Linked DNA regions of Homo sapiens: region 1 is linked to region 2. The links are chromatin loops, found by intact Hi-C in ENCODE. Cell type or tissue: A673. All regions are shown on one strand. Links, peaks and the distances in the headings refer to the core of each region. The heading gives the core; the rest is flanking DNA. Region 1 has its middle 100 kb from the start of MACIR. Region 2 has its middle 110 kb from the start of LINC02115.

The links. A loop is a pair of places that touch in the nucleus more often than their neighbours do. Peaks named below come from ENCODE experiments on the same cell type or tissue, not always from the same donor. Only the 100,000 strongest peaks of a DNase experiment are listed, where the experiment ranks them.
Region 1: it touches region 2 in a loop (4-fold over the local background); 2 of 110 quality-filtered maps call a loop at or near these places.

Annotation. Positions count from the first base shown.
Region 1 is chr5:103,353,491-103,363,304 of GRCh38, forward strand. No RefSeq gene overlaps it. Among named protein-coding and RNA genes, the nearest start is that of MACIR, 100 kb to the left of the region's middle. In A673, for the core only: no CTCF peak of the experiment used is centred there; DNase peaks (open chromatin) are centred at 4,411, 4,941 and 5,311; H3K4me3 peaks cover 823 bases; H3K27ac peaks cover 3,384 bases.
Region 2 is chr5:103,424,018-103,433,831 of GRCh38, forward strand. It overlaps the pseudogene PDZPH1P. Among named protein-coding and RNA genes, the nearest start is that of LINC02115, 110 kb to the right of the region's middle. In A673, for the core only: no CTCF peak of the experiment used is centred there; a DNase peak (open chromatin) is centred at 4,524.

The sequences.
Region 1 (9,814 bases), core at 839-8,838, 71 kb before region 2:
GACATGTGACTAAACCCATTTGGGATCTTTCATCTGCCACCTTAACACCACCAAGGGATCTTTGCTGATCCCAAGTGGAAGGTGATACTTATAGAAACATTTTCTAGATTTGATCTCTTGCAAATAAAAGCTATCAGTAATTTCAATGCAAAGAACTGCCTGAATGCATCTATACTCAAAATGAGAATGCTCTGTGTGAACCAACAAACTAGACCTCATTTTGGTTGTCACAGTTGTCATGGAATAATTGCATCTTAATCTAAGGGCAAAGATTATCTTTTATGCTTACAGTCATCCTATCCTCTAGTGTAAGAAAGAGGAAGCCAGTCTGTGGCAGATGGAAAATACAGGCACCCATGACACAGAGGCATCGCTAGATTTCTTGAATTGGGACCAGTATGCTTAGAGATTCTTATGTTTAAAGAGCCAATATTTACTCTTTTGCCTGTAACTTTTATTAATTAATTTATTAAGGATAAATGTCCCAATTGGATATCATAAAATATAGTTTTATTTTAGACTGTACATTTTTATTTCTCAACACCTGAAAAGAAGAGACAAAAACTGAAATTACCATTTTTACAACTATCCTTCCATTTATACAATGGTGGGCTCATAAGGGTGGAGTTTGACAATGATGTTTGACAACTGTAACAGTTCTGGTTCCTGTGATAAGAGCCTATATCTTCTGATGTCACATGCATATTCGCATTGATGCTTCACATGGGAAGCAGGAGAACACTGCAAAGGTATGCTGCATGCATTGCTGCTTTTTTGCAAAGTGGTGAGAAACAAATTGGCACTAGGAATGTTTTGCTGTGAATTTGGTGAATGAGAAAGAGAAGTAGAAATAGAAATGCGTGAAAAATATGTGAGGGAGTCAGTAAATAAAGGACTAAACAAATGCAATTTTAAAAGTGATAATCTTAGATACTTATGCATGTTTTGAAGAAAATAAGTGATATAACAAAAATGACAGGAGCTACTTGAGATAGGATGGTTGGGTCAGGCCCTCAGAGGATATGTAGCTGGGTAGGTAGGACCTGGAACTCAGCAGTTTGCGATGCTTTTCAAATATTTTTCTTCCCCTAGCAAGCTACCAACTTCTCCGTTTCCTAGGCACATGCATGGACATCTAGTTTACCAACTCTTGACTGGCTGCATTCCGTGGTTAGATTAACGAGACACATTCTAGGAGTAATGTAATTAATTGCACTGTTGGCTGACTCACTTTCTTTATTAATCATTTTTCAAAAAATAATGAATTTCCAAAAGATCAAATCAGAATAATGCAACAATTATTTTAGAAATGTAAAAAATAAGTTAATATTTAGCAAGCATTTACTGGATGTTTAGCACTGGCCTGAACACTCTATGTGTATTAATTTACTTTTTACAATAGTCCACAAGATTGGCGCTAACAATATGTTTATGTTCGAGACGAAACCAGTTAGGCCAAGAGAAGAAAATAATTTACCTCTTGTCATGCAGCTAGGAAGTAGAGGAACTGGGATACAAATGTCATAGTCAGACTGCTTTCCATCACACTGTGGATACTGTCTTCATAGAATAGCCATTTCATGTAGTTGAGACTTTGGTGGGATCATATCAGTTGAGGAATTTTTTGTATATGATGTGATTTTTTGAGGATGGCACTTTTTTTAGGGCAACTGATAATCCTTAACTTGACCTTGGGGATTCAAAAGAAAATACAGATGTGTTTTATTTATTTATTTTTTTCAGAAAAACTACACTGAGGAAAATGTGTTATATCCAAGCAATATTCTGTGTAAACAGCTAATCAGAAAAAAAAAGTTAACAGTAATTTAGCAACAAATGTGGTATTTGACCTGCAGCTCCCAGATGAATTCCCAAATGACATGAATAATTTATTTTAGGAAGATGAAATGATATGGGTTATGTAATGCTTGATGAGAAATTGCAGTCATAATTGGGGAAATTGCTTCTACTTACCAGGGTCACCAGTGGAGGAAGGAGCTGGTCCCTGGATGTCATTTTCCACCTTGAGAATCTTGGCAGAAGCAGTAAGTGCTTGCTGCCCAGCTGTGATCCAACTAGAGTAGCTCAAGTTAGTTCCATTATCCAGAGGCCTCAAAAGCCGTTTGAATATCTAGCACCCAAATGGCCTCTGTGCTATTTTCTAAGAGGTTTTGCTCCAATCACATCTCCTCATCTCAGAGCTGCAGTTACATTTCCTAGATTTGCACAGATCCAAGGCTCTCTTGGAACTAGGATAAGCTGTCAAGTTGTAAGGCAGCTCAGTTGCTTCTTGGAATTTATGTCCTAAGGGACAAACACTATATAGAGCATTTTGAAAGCTGACAGCTTAGTGTTGGCAGCTGAATTTTGACATTCATGCTATTATCAAAACTCTCTCAAACAGCTGAAACTGTAGGTATGTGACAGTTAAGCCTTCTGTGAGGCACGTTTATCTGGCAGGAAGAATGCTATCAGTTCCCTTATTATTATCCTGTGCATTTCAGTTGCGTTTTTGTTAATGAATTTAAATTAATGCATTGTTGAGATATCTAAAATGACAAGGCAAATGAAGGGTCACTGTTAAAATTTTAACCTCAATACTATCTACACTCGATTTAAAGATATGGCTTTCCTGCTTCAAAATATTTATCGGGAAAATTTACCATTGAGTTTCTGAAAAATGTAAAAAGCTATACAAGAATTCACACAATTGGTAGTCTCTATAAAAGCTTATACTTAGTCCTTCCCCTGTGGACTTACATGGAGGTAATGAAAAACAATATTTCTTCCCAGGCTAGAGCTGACATAATTGCTAATGTTGAAGTCTGAAAACATATTTTATCAAAATAAGGAGCTGAAAGTGGAGATTTTTTAAAAAAATACTACATGACCCTCTTAATTTTCATTCCATTAAATGCTGAAAAAAATCAATGTTTAACAAATGAGAAAGGACAGAGTTAGACCTATTTAGAGGAGGGCGTGTTAGAGTTGAGGGTTTTTTTTTTTTTTTGAGGAAAGAATGAATAGCACTCCTGTTGCTGTGCTTACTTCCTATGCCTATTTTCATTAGTAAAAACAAAAATGAAATTAGATTACTCATGATAAAAAAAATGGCTCTTTGGTTTCTAGAAAAATGGCTAAAAACACAATCCTTCTAGTTTTTGAAAAACCACACCTGTTAGCCTCAGCCTCTGAAGAAGCTTCACCAAAAAATGCAGCAAAGAATCCTCTCTTATGCTTAAATACTAGATGAGCACAAATTAAAATGTGTCATTAAAGTAATTAACCCAACCAAATCCCCCTGACTGGCACAAATAGAATGTGAAATTGTGAAAATTTTTGATGTCGTTTGATTTGTGGCTGGAACTGACTTTGATAGAACAGCTTCAAGGTGAGTCATGGTCATATTTCCCATGTGTGCACTCAACACCAAACAGTCCATTCAGTACATTAAACTTCCTCAAAACAATCCTCAGTGCAAAAAAATGAAATGTTCTTAATTGGGCTTTTCTCATAAGTTTTCCATAGACACAGATTTTGAATTAATCAGTGCCCCAGTCTGTTCCGTAGGCTAAGTTGTATGGTAGCTTTGTAATAATATTAATAATAAATAACAGTAACAACAGTATCTAACACTTAAAGAATGTGTATGATATGCTAGGTACCGTTCTAAGCCATTCATATACGTATATACATGCAGACACAAACATGCACATTATATATCCATATCTACATATATCCACACACATATGCGTATAGTCTTTAACCCTTGATGTTGGTAGATGCTATAGTTACCCCCATTTTGCAAAGAAGGAAATAGAGGATCAAAGATATTAAATTATTTGTCCAAGGTCACAAAGTGATGGGAGTGTTATTTAAGTCGGGACTATCTCTCACTGTAGTGCCTGTGTTATTTATTTTCTCATTATATTTCCCTTTGTTGGAGTCAACAGACCTTTTACATGTTGAAATATATTCATTTGAAGTTACCTGCACCACAAGAATTTCAAAATTCCATATGAGTTCCTTCAAAAATGTGGTCAATATAGTGAAGAGAAATAACCACAATAGAAGTGATATTTTCAAAGGTTCCATACAAAAATGTCTGGAGGCAGCCCCTCAATAATGGAAAAATATTGAGAGTTTAAAAGGTGATGAAATCAGGACCAACAGCAGCCAAATTTATATCCCTAAAGTTTCCCTCTCATATTTTCAAATTCCCCTTTCTACATTTGAAAAGCAAATTTTTAGAAGTGATGACAGAAGTATTACAGAGTCAGCCCTAATAGCAGCTGTCAGCTCAGATTAGCGCAAGTAAAAATTTCTGTTTCTTCTGCACATCTGTTGTAGCTTTGTTTTTTTTTTTTAAATCTGTGGATAGTGGGCTATAGCATGGTGTACGGTTTTTTTTCCCTATATTTAACGTATTTTCTGTATTTCCTTTTCATTCATTCATTACTTTCATTTCCTTTGCCTCATTTCCTGAAAGTTTTTCTATTAATGCATACTAAGTGATTGGCTCCAAGCAGGCACCAAAGAGTAAATAAAAGTATGAATGCTTGGCTTAAATAAAGGTTTATTGGGACTTAAAATATCTTGCCCTTATGATTTTTGTATATAAAAATTATTTTTTCTATATCATGCACCTCTGAGTTTTAGAGTGATTTATGAGAGCTATTAATTGCAATATTAAGATAAGCTAGTTTCGAGATGTAAATTTTGCTCTCTTTTTGTTAAGACATCTGTGTTTTTGGTCAGAAAACCATATCATCCTGTGTCATTTCCTTTATTAGTAGTTCGAAACAAATAAACAAAAACCAAGAACAATGAGCAAGCTAGTTGGGTGACAAAAGTTAAGATTTTTAGATTGCTTAATTTTGTCTTTGCCAAAGGGCTTTCAGTAAATGCTTTGAAGTGTGCGCACACTCGCACACACGCGCGCACACACACACACACTCAGTTCCTTATTTACATTTCTCACTATTGAGATAGAATGGAGCTTTATTTGGAATTTCTGCTAAAGGAGGTGACTGAATATTATCACCATCAGTTTCCTCTTAATTTCCTACTGGGATAGCTCTCTTAGGGCCAGCTGCAGCCATCATTCCACCACATGTGAGCTGCCTTGGGTCATGTGTGGTCAATATAGAGGAGGAATCACTTTAACAGAGGTGATATTTTCAATGTTTCAGATACAAAAATGTGTGGAGACAGAGCTGGTAATGGGAAAATATTGATTTGTGAGTTGAAGCTCATCAGGACTGATAACAGCCACCTTTACACCCCACGAAGCTTTCACAGAGTTTGGCTTCTGGCCAACTCTAGCTCTGTCTGGAAGGCAATCATAAGGAATGGAAAATAGAGGGGTTTATACTCAGACTTTAAAAGTTCTCAAATTCCATTCCAGATGGCACCAGTGATTTGAAACTTGTTTCTACAACATCTGAGCCTCAGTCTCCTTATCATTAAATTTGGAGTAAAGCTATGTATTTTTACTTTTTTCCAAGGACTAAAATGAGAAGATGAAAGCCTGTGAAATTTTCTGGGCCTCTCAGCAAATGTTTCTGAGCCTCTCAATAAATATGTCTGTTTCCAGTTTTCTAGTAGTCTGACAACAATTTCCATTTTTAGAATGACAATAAAAATAGAAGGGTAGATACCGATAAAAATATATCTTTCTTGGGTCAAGACATTTACGTTAGGACTCTTCCTTTTGGAATTTGTGATGCTTTACATCAGCAGTTTTCAAAGTGTGGCCCACAGATGGCCTATATCCGAACCACTTGGGGTGTTTGGTAATAAAGTCAAATCACCTGTCTCTATCCTGGACCTAGTGAATAAAGAGTCTCTCTGAGGAAAGCACCTGGGTGAATATGTGTTTAGCAACTTCCCCAGGAGAAATTTTCCCTACACTAAAGTTTGAGAAGGATTGCCTTACCTTATATACAGTGCTTAATACTTTATAAATGATAAATCACTTACACACTTATGCTGTCATTTGACTCTCACAGCAAAATTGTTAGATACAAAGAGCAGACACATTTCCTTTTTATAGATGGGGAATCTGAGACTCAGAGAAGTTTCCCCCACAAGGTTACAAAGACATTAAGAAGCAGGACTGTATTCAGGGTTTCCACCCCAGTTCTCTTTCTACCTCATCTCACCCATTCTTTTTCTACATAAGAAGATGCTAGCTGCAGATAATTTGGGGCATGCAGGTGAGTCTATACAATACTTTATTCTATAGGCAATAGAGATAGAACAAAGATTTTCAAGTAGTACAATGACTTAATCAGATCTATGAGGCAGCCTAGGGGATGGCTTGGAGAGAGGACAAACAGGAGCTAGGGAGTGAACTGGGAGACCGATGTCCTTTCTTCCACATCAGTAATGTTGACTAGGTTATTCATGCCAAAAGTTTTCAAATAGCAGTCTGAAAGGCACCAGAAATGAAATACTTTTCATGAACAATACATAGTTATGAAACCTCAGAAAATGGTTCTTTATGGTGCTTATTAAATTTTAATCACATTAACATGGCTCAATACTTTAACGGGTTGTGAACTCCCTGAAAATAGAACCATGTTTCATTCATCTTTGTATTCCCAGAATCTAATTTTGTGTTGGCTGTATAGTATCATTAAACATGTTCATTCTTTATTTAATGAACTTTAGTGAATAATAAAAACATTTGTTTTATATTGACAAATGATAATTATTTTGAATATACATAGTTCATATTTTTACATGCTTAATATATATCATCATATAGCCTTAGGCATGTTTACTCCTTTGACCATCGCAACCACTTGCTCTATTATTAATAATCTCTGTTTTGCACGTGAGAAGCACAGAGTGGCTAGGTAACTCCTCTAAGGTCGGTCACTTGGCCAAGTTCTAATCTTACCGGAATTTGAATTTGAATTTTGTAGCCTGCTTCCAAAGCCTTGCTATGCTACATTTTGTTCACAAATTTATCTGTATGTTTCAATTGCTTATCACTGAAACATTATTTCATGTTTGTATAAAGTTTAATAGGTATACCATATGCCATGCTAACTAACAACCCTAAAATATCAGTGGGTTGGCCCAATAAAAGTTTATTTCATAATTAAAGTTTGATGTGGCTCAAATGACTTTGCTGTGTGGCTCTCATCCAAGGCATGACTCTGAAACCTGGGCTTCTTTCAGCTTTTCCTATTCCAGATGGAAGAGGTGTCCTCCAGGGTTGAGCAGGCAGAAGAGAAATGATGGAGGCACTCCAGCTCTTAAATTGCCTTGGGCCATAAGGTCACATGTCACATATGCTCACATTTCATTGGGCAGCACTATTCACATGGCTCAATTTAACTACAAAGAAGGCTTGGAAATGTAGAGGAGCATATGGATCTTTGATGAGGATTACTAATTTCTGTCACAATAAAAAGGATAATAATAAATATATAAAAATAAAACATTGGGAGCAATGTATTTGCTTTCAGGCTCTGGCTCTATACTTAGTTCAACAAACTTGATAATGTAATTTCCCTGTTTTGAATCAGTTTCATCATGTATAAAATGGGTATAGTGAGTGAAATACAACTCATATGTTGTTGTATTAAGTGAGATGGTAGAAGTAATGATTATAACACAGTAGTGGGCACACAATAAGTACTCAATATAGGATAGCTATCACATTAGTCAGGGTTCTTGAGATAAACAGAATTAATAGGATCTATCTATCTATCTATGGAATTGGCTCACACAATTATGGAAGCTAGAAAGTCCAAAATCTGTAGTTTTGCGTCTGAAGGCCAGGAGCTGCTGTAGAATCAGGAAGAGATGATATTTTAGTTTAAGGGCACCCAGGTAGGAGGATTTTCCTGTGGGAGGGCCAGCCTTTTATTCTGTTCAGGCCTTCATCTGATTGAACGAGGCCTACCTACATTTTGGAGGCCAATCTGCTTTAATCAGTCTACTGATTTAAATGTTAATCTCATCCCACAGTCTCAGAAACACCCAGAGTAATGTCTGACCAAATATCTGGGTACCTCATGGCCCAGTCAAGGTGGCACATAAAATTAACCAACATAATAATTTTCATGATCATCACCATCATTAGATATAGTCAATAGAGTTTTCTCAATGAAGTTTATTTTTTCCTCAATGAATAATTGGATGTCTGTGAATACAGATAAGATTGTGGTGCCTAGAGTGGGCCGGTAAAGTTGGTAGCCCTTTTACTGGACTACCACCTTAACAGTCAAACAGCCACCCATGAGAAGTGAGCACAGTTAGATAATTTTAAAAGATGTTACATGGAAGACTAGACACAAAATAGTCTCATCGATATGGTTTTTCTCCTTTTTAGTACACTTTCTATAGTAATCATTTTGGTGTTATGTTTATTCAAATACTGTTTGTAATGTTTAGTTCAGTTTTAGCTAGACTTTCACAATCATATTAAAGCTAATCACATCTATAATTCTTAATTTTGCATTTCGTGAAGTCTTTACTGAAACAGTCTCCAAACAATCAGCAAGGCAAGGAGGAAGAAAAATCTGCCCAAATCACTCAGGTTGTTTAAATAAAACAATCAGCTGATTGACTTAATGTCTTACTTCAGCTGTTGTCATCATGGAGACACAGATGAAGAGACATTCCAGAGCCATGTTCATCCCTGAATCACATTGGACAGACACAGACGCATGGAAAGATACTGTATTCTTGTTGCCCAGAAGTCTAGCAGATATAGGCTTTGTTGAAATGGTGGAGAAAATAAACTCCAGACACATGGTTCTCTCCAGAAAAATGCCTTAAATTTTTGGAAAATCCAACAGGGAAACTTCCTTTGGGAGAGTTCATGCGGCCAGCTGTGCATGCTCAAGCTAGTCAATTTGTTGGACTTAAGTATTGGTCAATTAATAATTATTACTAACCAGTTGTTTGAACTCACGGAATGTCTTCCCAGTGAGTCACAGAGGCCAGATGAGTAGTGTAGACAAGAAGGAAGGATTAATTCCTACAAAGTCTTATTTCTTGGAGTATCTCCCAAAGTATATAGAATAATGACCCTAGATTGCTCAACTGATGTGGGCCTCGAAGTGCACATCTAGGATGTTAAAAAAGAAGCATCTATAATGAACTAGGCCAGAAGAATCTTATTTTTATTTTTATTTTTTATTTATAAATACGTTAAGTTCTGGGTTACATGTGCAGAACGTGCAGTTTTGTTACATAGGTATACATGTGCCCTGGTAGTTTGCTGCACCCATCAACCCGTCACCTACATTAGGTATTTCTCCTAATGTTATCTCTCCCCTAGCTCCCCACCCCCGCAACAGGCCCCGGTGTGTGATGTTCCCCTCCCTGTGTCCATGTGTTCTCATTGTTCAACTCCCACTTATGAGTAAGAACATGTGGTGATTGGTTTTCTGATCTTGTGATAGTTTGCTGAGAATGATGGTTTCCACCTTCATCTGTGTCCCTGCAAAGGACATGAACTCATCCTTTTTTATGCCTCCAGTGTAACTGTGGAATCAGGAAGAGATGCTCAGTAGCTCACCATTATAGGATATTCCCATCATAATAATAGATATAAACAACCCTGAAAGCATAAATAATAGTAAAATGTAATCAAATCTTAAGGAAGTGATGAGTTTTACATAGTTTCACTATGTTTAACCTTGATTGATTGATTTGAAGTTTAAATAACTTAATTTTTATGGTTGTGTTTAATTGGCTTTTATGAGCTAAGCCAGCTCTAGTGTACCAGTAGATGTGGGGATAACTTTCACCACCTCTCATTTTCCCATAATTGCATTTCTTTGACTTT
Region 2 (9,814 bases), core at 854-8,853:
TTTAAAGATAAAGTCATAATTACAGTGACTACAATTGAATGAATTCACTGAGCAAAACATTTTATTTATGTCTACAAGTTGAGAAACTGATGAAGCATAAAGGACAAATATGTATAATCAGTTGGAAAAATCTGAGAGGGCGATTTTAAAAAAATAAAGGATTTGGTGTGGTTCACTGGCATTTACCCAAGAGGGTTCCTGTTTCAAACTCACATTCACAATGTAACACTTCATTGCTTTTCTGCTGAATCAACACAGTAACGGGACTCTACAAAAGGTCAAGTTTTGAATCCAGTGTTATTTGAACAATGCCCACTTTATCTTGTTTTCTATTTATAACTTTAATTACAGATAACTTTTAATTACAGATACCTTCTTTATAATCTCAAACTAAATTGTAGTTTATTGTGTAACATAGTAACCTTTTAAATATGTGGGGTAATTGATTCTACTCTTATGAGCCCAGTAAAAATAATAGTTTCTCAAGAACTGTTGCTTAAAATAGTTTTGAAATCTATTTTGGGCCGTGTCTACCTAGTGCAAAAATAAAGGTGAGGACTAAATATCTGAAAAGCCAAATGACTTGTTGCAGATAATACAGCCAGTTGGTGTCAGAGCTGGAAACAGTGTTATGGGCTACAGCTTAGTAGTGGTGGGTAGTGACTGCTTTTGCTATGAGTAATAAAATTCTTTGTCTCTGACATAGGAACCTTGTGTCTTCTTCAAGCATCCATAGAATTGTGGCAAGCTAGCTCATTAAATTGTATAGTTACTTTGATGGGAATTCTTTGGCTTCTAGGTCTTCTCTACACCTATGTATTTAAACCTATGTAAGCAGGATAAAATCCCAACAGCTGGCTTCCTAAAAACTTATTTATTTATTTTTTTTTTTGGAACTGTAACCCTTCCTTCCCCACGCTATACTCCAAAAAACAAATACACACGGTGTTAGGGCTGCAGAGTTCCCAGGGTTTATTTATATATGTGTGTATAATATGACCTCATCTCCTTGGTCACAAGTAATTGGTCTTTTGGTTTGTTGGAATTGGGATTGAAAGAGAGAAATTATTGTCTCACAAGGACCTGGACCCGAGAACATACAAACTCGAAGCTATCAACTAAAATCATGTTACTCCATGTGGATGTGGAAACAGAGAATACCAGTTTGTGAATTATTCATAAAGTGACATATGTCCCACTTTGCCTGGGACATTCTCTGCTTACATCTGTTGTCCCAGTATAATTATTAATAGTGTCTTCTCTCAAAGTGTTCTGATTTAGAAGCAAAATTATATGGTCACCCTAATCACTCAAGATTCTTTGATGGCAAATGATAGTATTCAACTTGAAGAGCAGCTGCATAGGTATCAATCTGGGTCTCACCATCCAAGCCAAGAAACTCAACTTGTAAGAATTAGGAAAGAGTGGATTGACAGCATCTACTTCCATGAGGGAGAAAGTCCCTTGGAACTATGAAGGCTTCTATTTCTCATGTTTGGTAAAGGAGAGTCTCCCTTTTTGAGATTGGTTCTCCTATAAGCGTTACTGGGTAGGCCCTTGCTGTTGTTACTGGTCTTATGCAGAGTAACTGACCCTAACATGTTGATCCTAGATATGATTGCTACAAAGGTTTTGCTACCCCATTCTCTGGCCATAGGTTTTATGAATATGTGTGGGTGCTGATAAGAGGTTGTGACTGTCACTAGGATTTAACCCATTTATGCCTAGTGTTCCATTATTAGAACGCTAAGCTTGTGGGAGTTATTTATATCCTGCTCAAGGTCATCGTTAAGGTCTGATTTTTCACACAAAAATTTGCAACTTCCAGCATAAATGGCTCAAGACTCATGATTCATGTACTCATGCTCTGTATCAACTAAAGTCAACTTGCAGGGAGAAAGAATGAAGCAGATGCACAAAGAGTAATAGAGCAGAGAGAGAAGATATTGTGAGTTTCTTCTCATGCTCCAGTCACTGCTCAGGCTGCCCCTGCTGTGTATGCCACCATTTCTTCATAATTATAATATATTTAGGCTCAAGTTCTCCCTAAAAGCTTTCTGTAATTTTTCATCCTTAAAGTCCTGTTACAATTAGAATATAAACTCAAAGTTAGCAGATTCAAATTCCATCTGTGATCATATCAGTAACTATAACTGGAATTCATTTGTTTATGTTTTTACTAGATAAATATTTAAAGCTTAGTGTATGTTGTACATTGTGCTAGCTTCAGGGCATAGAGTAAGCAGGATCGACACATTCCTACCTCCCTGAAGATATTAAACCAATAATTACAAATGCCAAGATCCTTCCTAGTCTGCTTCAAAAGGTTGATCAAATAACCCACTAGCATATTTTAAACTAGTATGTTCAAAACTTTGTGCATCCTGAGTATTCCTCTGCTTTAGGCTAATATCCTGTGAAGAGTCACTGACATAAAAATTCTCTTAAGAATGGATTCCATTTTTAAAAGACAGATTTGGAGACACATGAAAGGATATTCATTCAACCAAATATATGTACATAAAATGGCATATATAAGATGTAAGTTTATTGTTATAATGAATGATTACTTTAAAAAATTGCTTGACATGTTGCTGAAATGAGTTTTACATGGTTCTTGGGCAAACTTGGATGGAAAACACAATTCTACTATGTTAGCTAAATCTCTCTGGAGAAAGTGGGGTTTTTTCCCTCAAAAATTGAGGGGATAAAAATTGTTCCAAACCCAGGAATAAGTTGGGAAGTGATTTGGAGACAAGGAGTCATTGAGAAAATTTTCTCAGGCTGAGTAGGTGAGACAAAAAACAAAATAGATGGATTGCTTTTAGCGTTCCCTTCTTAAGGAAAGAAATAATTGTGTTGTTTGATATTTATTCATTTATCCTCATAGAACATAATTCTACTGAGAAACCCAAACACCAAACAGTTGAGGGATTTTCCTTCTAATCTGCACGTTAAGTCAATAGATGAGGCAGAACAAGAATTAGAGTTACACCAGTACTACTTAGGCCCTGCAGGGACCTTCTGAGAACATTTTGGATTTAGGATAGGGCTTCTAGGAATACTGATGGAAAATCTTCCAAGTTTACCAAGGAGTTGGGCTAGCAGAATTTTGACAACCATAGGCTGTGGATTCTAAATGGCAAGATTATGTGGCATTTGACCCAGAAAGTCTGAAACTACACTTGGCCCTCTCTATTAGGTCCTCTTAAGACAGAAACCCTGATGGATCTCTCTTCCATCCTTTCTACCAGCAGACAGTGACATGAAAGAGACGAGATGTATTCCTTCCAAAGCTGTACACAGTGATGTGAGGTCTGTATATGGACTGACAAATCCTTGCTAATGATATTGAAAATAGAGTTCAGTGGGGCCACACACTCTCTCAGAGCTTTTCATACACCATTCATTTAATTCGTATAAGCATATGAGGCAGGTACTATAATTAACCTCACCGATGCATGAGGAAACTAAAGCAAGGAAAGTTAAAGTACCCTGCCCAAGGTCACAGCCGGGAAGTGGCAGAGCTAAAATCTGAACTTGGATGCTCTGGCTACTGAGTGTATGATTGGAATTTTTTTTCCTGACTCTCCTTAATGGTAGTAGGCTGGTAGCAGCCAGTAACTGTGGCCCACAGTAGTTGTTCAGTGAACAGTTATTGGCTAACTGATTATTGGGCTCATCAGGAGATCTCCTTGATTTAACAAAAGGCTAGCCCTAAAAGTGCAGTCAGATGCTGCCTATGTAGAAGACTGGTCTTGCACTTTTACCTTCCTATTGCATCTGTAGGAGATGGGAAACTTGTGGATTTTGGGAAATGTTCTTAAATTAGAACTAAAATTATTTTGGGGTCACATGTCTCTTTGAGAATCATATAAAAGCTAAGAATCCTCTTAACATAAAAATGCTCAATAACAAAATTTTTGCATAATGTCCGAGACTATTTCAATCTCTAGAACTGTCCAGGAACAGAAACAGTAGTTTTGGGTCAGTGACTCTGAACTTTGAATGTTGATACCTTTCACTTTTTTTTTTTTTTTTTTTTTTGAGACAGAGTCTCACTCTGTCACCTAGGCCGGAGTGCAGTGGTGCGATCTTGGCTCACTGCAACCTCCGCCTCCTGGGTTCAAGTGATTCTCCTGCCTCAGCCTCCCAAATAGCTGGGACTCCAGGCATGCGCAAGAACGCCTGGCTAATTTTTGTATTTTTTAGTAGAGATGGGATTTCACTATATTGAACAGGCTGGTCTCAAACTCCTGACCTCATGATCCGCCCACCTTGGCCTCCCAAAGTGTGCTGGGATTATGGGTGTGAGCCATTGCACCTGACCGATACCTTTCAATTTCAAGTGATTTATATGGATGCTTGATTCAGAGAAAACTGTATTCACATTTTCTGAGGTAGTTGCTTTGTTTTTCTCCTTCAAGGGAAAGCTCTGCTAATGTTACAGTTAGCTGTGGCCACTAACTGGCTGCCTGGTAACGGCACAGTTTGTGCATTCCATGGCCAGGGTCCAGAAAGGCAGAGCGCACCGCTGGGGAGCGGATGTGTGAGCCCCAGGTTTCTGACATGAACGTTACTGATGCTGCCTCTGCTGAAAGACCTCATTATTATCATGGCAAATACTGGGAGAACAAAGGGACCATTTTCAGAACAGAGGGCTATCTGTTGTTGTTAATTGAATATTTTCTGATTATGATATTAAGTTGGTCAGAGCATGACAGCATGCCTTTTTTGGCATCAGTTCATTTCAGCAGCTTCTCTTAATACATGAACTGAGTAGCACATCCTTACACACGCACAAGCCTCCTTTATCTGAGTTGTGGTGAACAACAGCTGCAAGCTGTAGCCATCTTTTTGAGGACTTCAGTCTTTTTGGTGGGGCAGAGGTGCAAAGTATAGGGAAAATAACATGCATTTCCATATCTTTTGCACATTTAATACTCTGGAAAAGTATATAATATGAATTAACATGAAGTCCTTCCATGAGATTGTAGAAATACAAGCAAGATTTATTGCTAGAATCGAGACGTGTCAGTTCTTACCTAAAGACTGAAAGTATTTGACAACTTTGGGTAGTGAGTGGTTTCATGATCTCTGTGAAACCATACCACATTGTTTTGGGTGCAATAAGGAGTAGAATGAGTATGAAAACACTGGAGGGAGTGATGAAGACCTGTTCAGTTTTGATTCTGCCATTAACAACTTTTTTCATCTTCAATAGACAAATTACCTCCTTGAGCCTCTTCTGCAAAGAAGAGGGGTTGAGCTATGAGGTCCTTGTGAGGTTTGAAACACAGTACTATTATTTTATAAAAAGACAAGTTTTCAGTTTTGTGAGTTTCTCCAGAGCATATGAATCTTACAGCTGAACTTCTTGAAATCTGTGATTCATGTTTCATTAGTTAGGCCATGGGACTTCTGAGTACATCACAATATTTTGGATACACATAGAGATTGTTCCACTGAGAAATGAAATCAATGGTTAGGGTTTCTTTTGAATTTCTCTGTATTTTACTTTCAGGATCAAGAGAAGAGTATTCTTCTTTTATATTTAGTTTGCACCGTGATAGAAATTCAGGTAGTACATAAGACCCATGTCTTTGAGTTTTCTTCTCTAAATTCAGCCTAATTCTTTATTTTATTATTTTTAGCAATAGCTATTATTTTCTTTCATCTGGGAAGTCTTGGGAGGAACTTGGGCCAGTTGATTGTAAATGGCTTGAGAGAGGAACGGCAAGGCATGGTGGCTCACGCCTGCAATCCCAGCACTTTGGGTGGCAGAGGCGGATGGATCACGAGGTCAGGAGATCAAGACCATCCTGGCTAACATGGTGAAACCCCATCTCTACTAAAAATATAAAAAATTAGCCGGGTGTGGTGGTGGGTGCCTGTAGTCCCAGCTACTCGGGAGGCTGAGGCAGGAGAATCGCATGAACCTGGGAAGTGGAGCTTGCAGTGAGCCAAGATAGTGCCACTGCACTCCAACCTGGGCAACACAGTGAGACTCCATCTCAAAAAAAGGGGGGGGGGGTGGCGGAAAGACGACCTTGTTTGGATGAATTATTTATCTTTTAAGCCACTTTATTTTCATGATCTTAATTTTCCCAAATATCAGCTTCCTGCATCATGGCCTAAAGACATTCTAGGAAGCAAAGAGCCTAAGCACAAAATGGAACATTTAGCAAGGAATGTAAAAGATAAAATTAGATAAGCTTTACTGTACTTATGCTCTCAAAAGAGAGAGTACAGTGCATACAATATTTTACTGCTAACATATGCAGCCTGAGGGGGAAAATATGAGGGTATTAGTGATGTTGATATAAGTTGTATACCTCAATGTCACATTCGATATTGCTGCGGTGCTTTGGTTCAAAAACAAAATTATAATCTCATCACACAGTTTTAATACATTGGAAGAACATTCATTTGAAAAGTTATATAATGATAGACATTTTGTTTGTTTCTACAAGTTGGTGATGAGTTTGTAGATCCTTTTAAGAGTTAGGGTCTCTTTCGCATTTTGGCTTGTCCGAGAGGTCAATTCATAAAGCCTTGAATAGCCTAATGCAAAGGAAGCCATTTTTTTTGATAAATGCTTTCAGAGCTGTAATCCAGCTGCAGAAAAAAATAGACACAGGACTGGTCATTACACAATTTGTTGGACTCTGGGGAGAAGAAATATTACAAAATCTTTTTATTTATTTTCTAATTGTTTCTCTTGGTTATTTAGTTTGAAATTAATAGGATAAACCATGCTCCTTAGATTGTTAGATTTAATAAAAATATAAAATACCAAATGTAGAATATGTTGTGGTAGTAATGAAATATGCTAATATAAAAGGATCAGAAGAGGGTATAATGTTTATAAATAGTGATTGAGCTATAGGGTTTTAAAAATTGTTATTAGTATTTTATTATTTCTATTTAACTTTAAAGCTTAATTGATCAAACACATAGTAAACAAATATTGCCATAAAGGCAAAATAGTTCTTTGTTAAACTCTTGACACTTCAGCAAACATGGGATGATGTTTTATGAAACATGCCTATATAACATTTACTCTAAGGGATGTTAATAGATGTTATTAAAAACACACACAAACACCAAAACAGTTTACCAGTATTCTTTCCGGAAGTCTGTCTCAGATTTCCTGGTTAATGTGCTTTGTTTCTCTGACAGGATATATGATTTGTGTCATTTCTTAAACTTACTTTAGGTGTAAGTGGGCTACTTTGTGGAACCAGAGTTTCATGTACTATGTGACACTCAGCTTTTATGCTTAGAAATATTTCTGTAATGACTCTTGTTTCTTATAAAATCCCCTATGGATTTGGCAGTGAGATCCAACTATTCAACCTCATCTCTTAGAGAACCCAGTGGATTTTATCAGATGGAAGTTAACTGTGTTTCATTGACCTTTTCTCTGATCTGCTGGCTGGATGGAGCCTCACCCTCAAGGGAACTATCATAATCTGTCACCCAGATTGTATAGCACAAGCTCTGGAAAGAAGATCCTGGCCACATATCTAGCAGTTTTATTCTCAAGATCCTCCTGCTGTAGCTCATCTTGAGAAATGAGTGGAACAGGCAAGGTTTATGCAATGGGAGAAGGCCCAGAGAGATCCTTTCTCCATCCCCCAAATGATCACCTGATGGAAATTCCTGAAATTCCACTTTTAGAGTGTTATTTCTTTGGGTTAGTATCTGGTTCTCACAAATATCTCTGGAGGTTTTACCATGTCATGTGTTTTAACAAATTACTGTGAATTTCTTTATTAGATCCTTTTTACTGGATGGGGTGAGGGATGGTCATGAAGCAGTTGCAGGTACGGATGGGAGATGGAGGACGCTGGATGTCTCGGGGATTAGAGTTAGGTCAGGGAGACTTGAGGGATGGAGATCCTCTAGGTACCAAAGAACACTTGCTTGGCCTCATGGCTTTGTCTCTGTGAACTTTACTGCCCTTTTTTATTTCAGTATCATTATGAACTAAGTGCCCATTTGTACATGACAAGCTTGATACTGAACATATCATGAATTAGACAGGTAAGTCCTGTGTCCTTCAATGGCTTATAACAAAACCAAATAACTGACCAAATTCAGATAGACATTTTAGTAAGAGTTGTGTGAAAAGAGGTGAAACAGCAAATCTGTGAATTAATAAATTATAATATTTACAGATTATGGCAACAGTGGATTTTTTATGTTGAAGCCTGAGTCAGCCAGTGCCTTGGGAAGAATTGTGGACTATTTTTCCATTTGAAAAAAAAAAAAAAACACTTCTAGAAGAGTTATCTAAGGATGCATTGACAAAAATCCTGGAGAGTATTAGCTATGAAGACTGCAAAGGAAGAGGGAGAATTGAACTGAAGATGTGAAGTTGGAGCTGGAAAGTAAGGATGAGAGTTTGCTAAGAAGGCCTTCTCAGGACTGGTAAAGGAGAAGAAATACAAAGATCTTGACTTACCGTCGGTTTTCTGTTTCATTTTCCGCACAGAAATAGAAAGTCTTGAACTCTTCGGATGGAGGCTAGAGTTCAATTACTAATTGTTTGGAACTAAGGGTCTGTTCACTCACCCTATATCCTTGCAGATATAGACCACCTAAAAAGGAAAAAAAAATGAGAAGAGGGAAAGAATAAGAAGGAGAAAAGATGTCTGAAAGGATGTCAAGAAAATTTTGTGTCTGAAGGAAATGCTAGTCCAGCTGTCTCATTTTACAGATGAAGAATCTCAGACTCCAAAAGAATATGTAATTTAAGGTCACATGCTAATGATTAATGGCAAGACTGGTAATGGAATTTAGATTTCCTGGTTTCCATTTTTGCAATCTTCTTATTTCATTTTCAGTGTTTAGCTTTGGGTTACTGTGTGCCCAAACTAGCTTCTTTACCTGAAGGACACATTTTGAAATACAATTTTCTGTATCAAAGAATGATACCTGCAATATCATATTAAAAGGAAAATTAAATAGTATTTGCTTGGGCAGAACCACTAAAGCATCCTTTATAATCCATGAAGAATTATAAAGATTTCTGGCCATTTCTGCAACATACATGATTTCTCGCCTTACTTGTGCATATGCAAAGCACATTTAAAATATGAACCCATAGAGTGATATGAGAGAGCCAACTGAATTAACAATGAAAAGAAATGACTGGCTTTAAAAGATAAGTTCTCCCTGGTGATCCTTTGAATCCATGTTAGTGGTTATAAATTGCTTGGCCTGAATCTTGTTTCCATTGTTTGGGGGTCAGGAGACAGATCTCAATCTAGGAGAAGATTCTGAAAAAATCAAAACCCTTGTTTGCTTTTCATAGTGTCTTCATGCTCTGAGGCCAGCCTGAATCTCATGCACAGGCTGTAGACAATATGAGTAATGGCGATGATTAGATGTTTAAAGCCCTCTTGCTCACTCCTATTCTCATCCCCCACATCCTCCCAAGAGCCACTTCAGTGCACTACTAACAGACAAAATATGAAAATGCCATTTGGATTTTTACCACTTTACCTGATAACTATTCTATGCTAATGCATTAATAGACTATGCAGGGAAAATGTAGTCCCTTTGAATATGGCTGGCTTTTGTTTTCCTTTTACTTACACTTGGTAACAAAGTACACTGTCAGAAAGACAGCAATTTTTCTTTTTAAACAGAATGAATGGCTTTTTGACTTTAAAAATTAGAAAAAATTGCTTGCTTTATTGGCAGGGGTGGGTGTTAGATGCAATATTAAATTTCTTTACTATTTTCATTTTTTAAAAGTCCATTTTAGAACCAACTTCAGAAAAAGCATTCATTTTAGAAATGA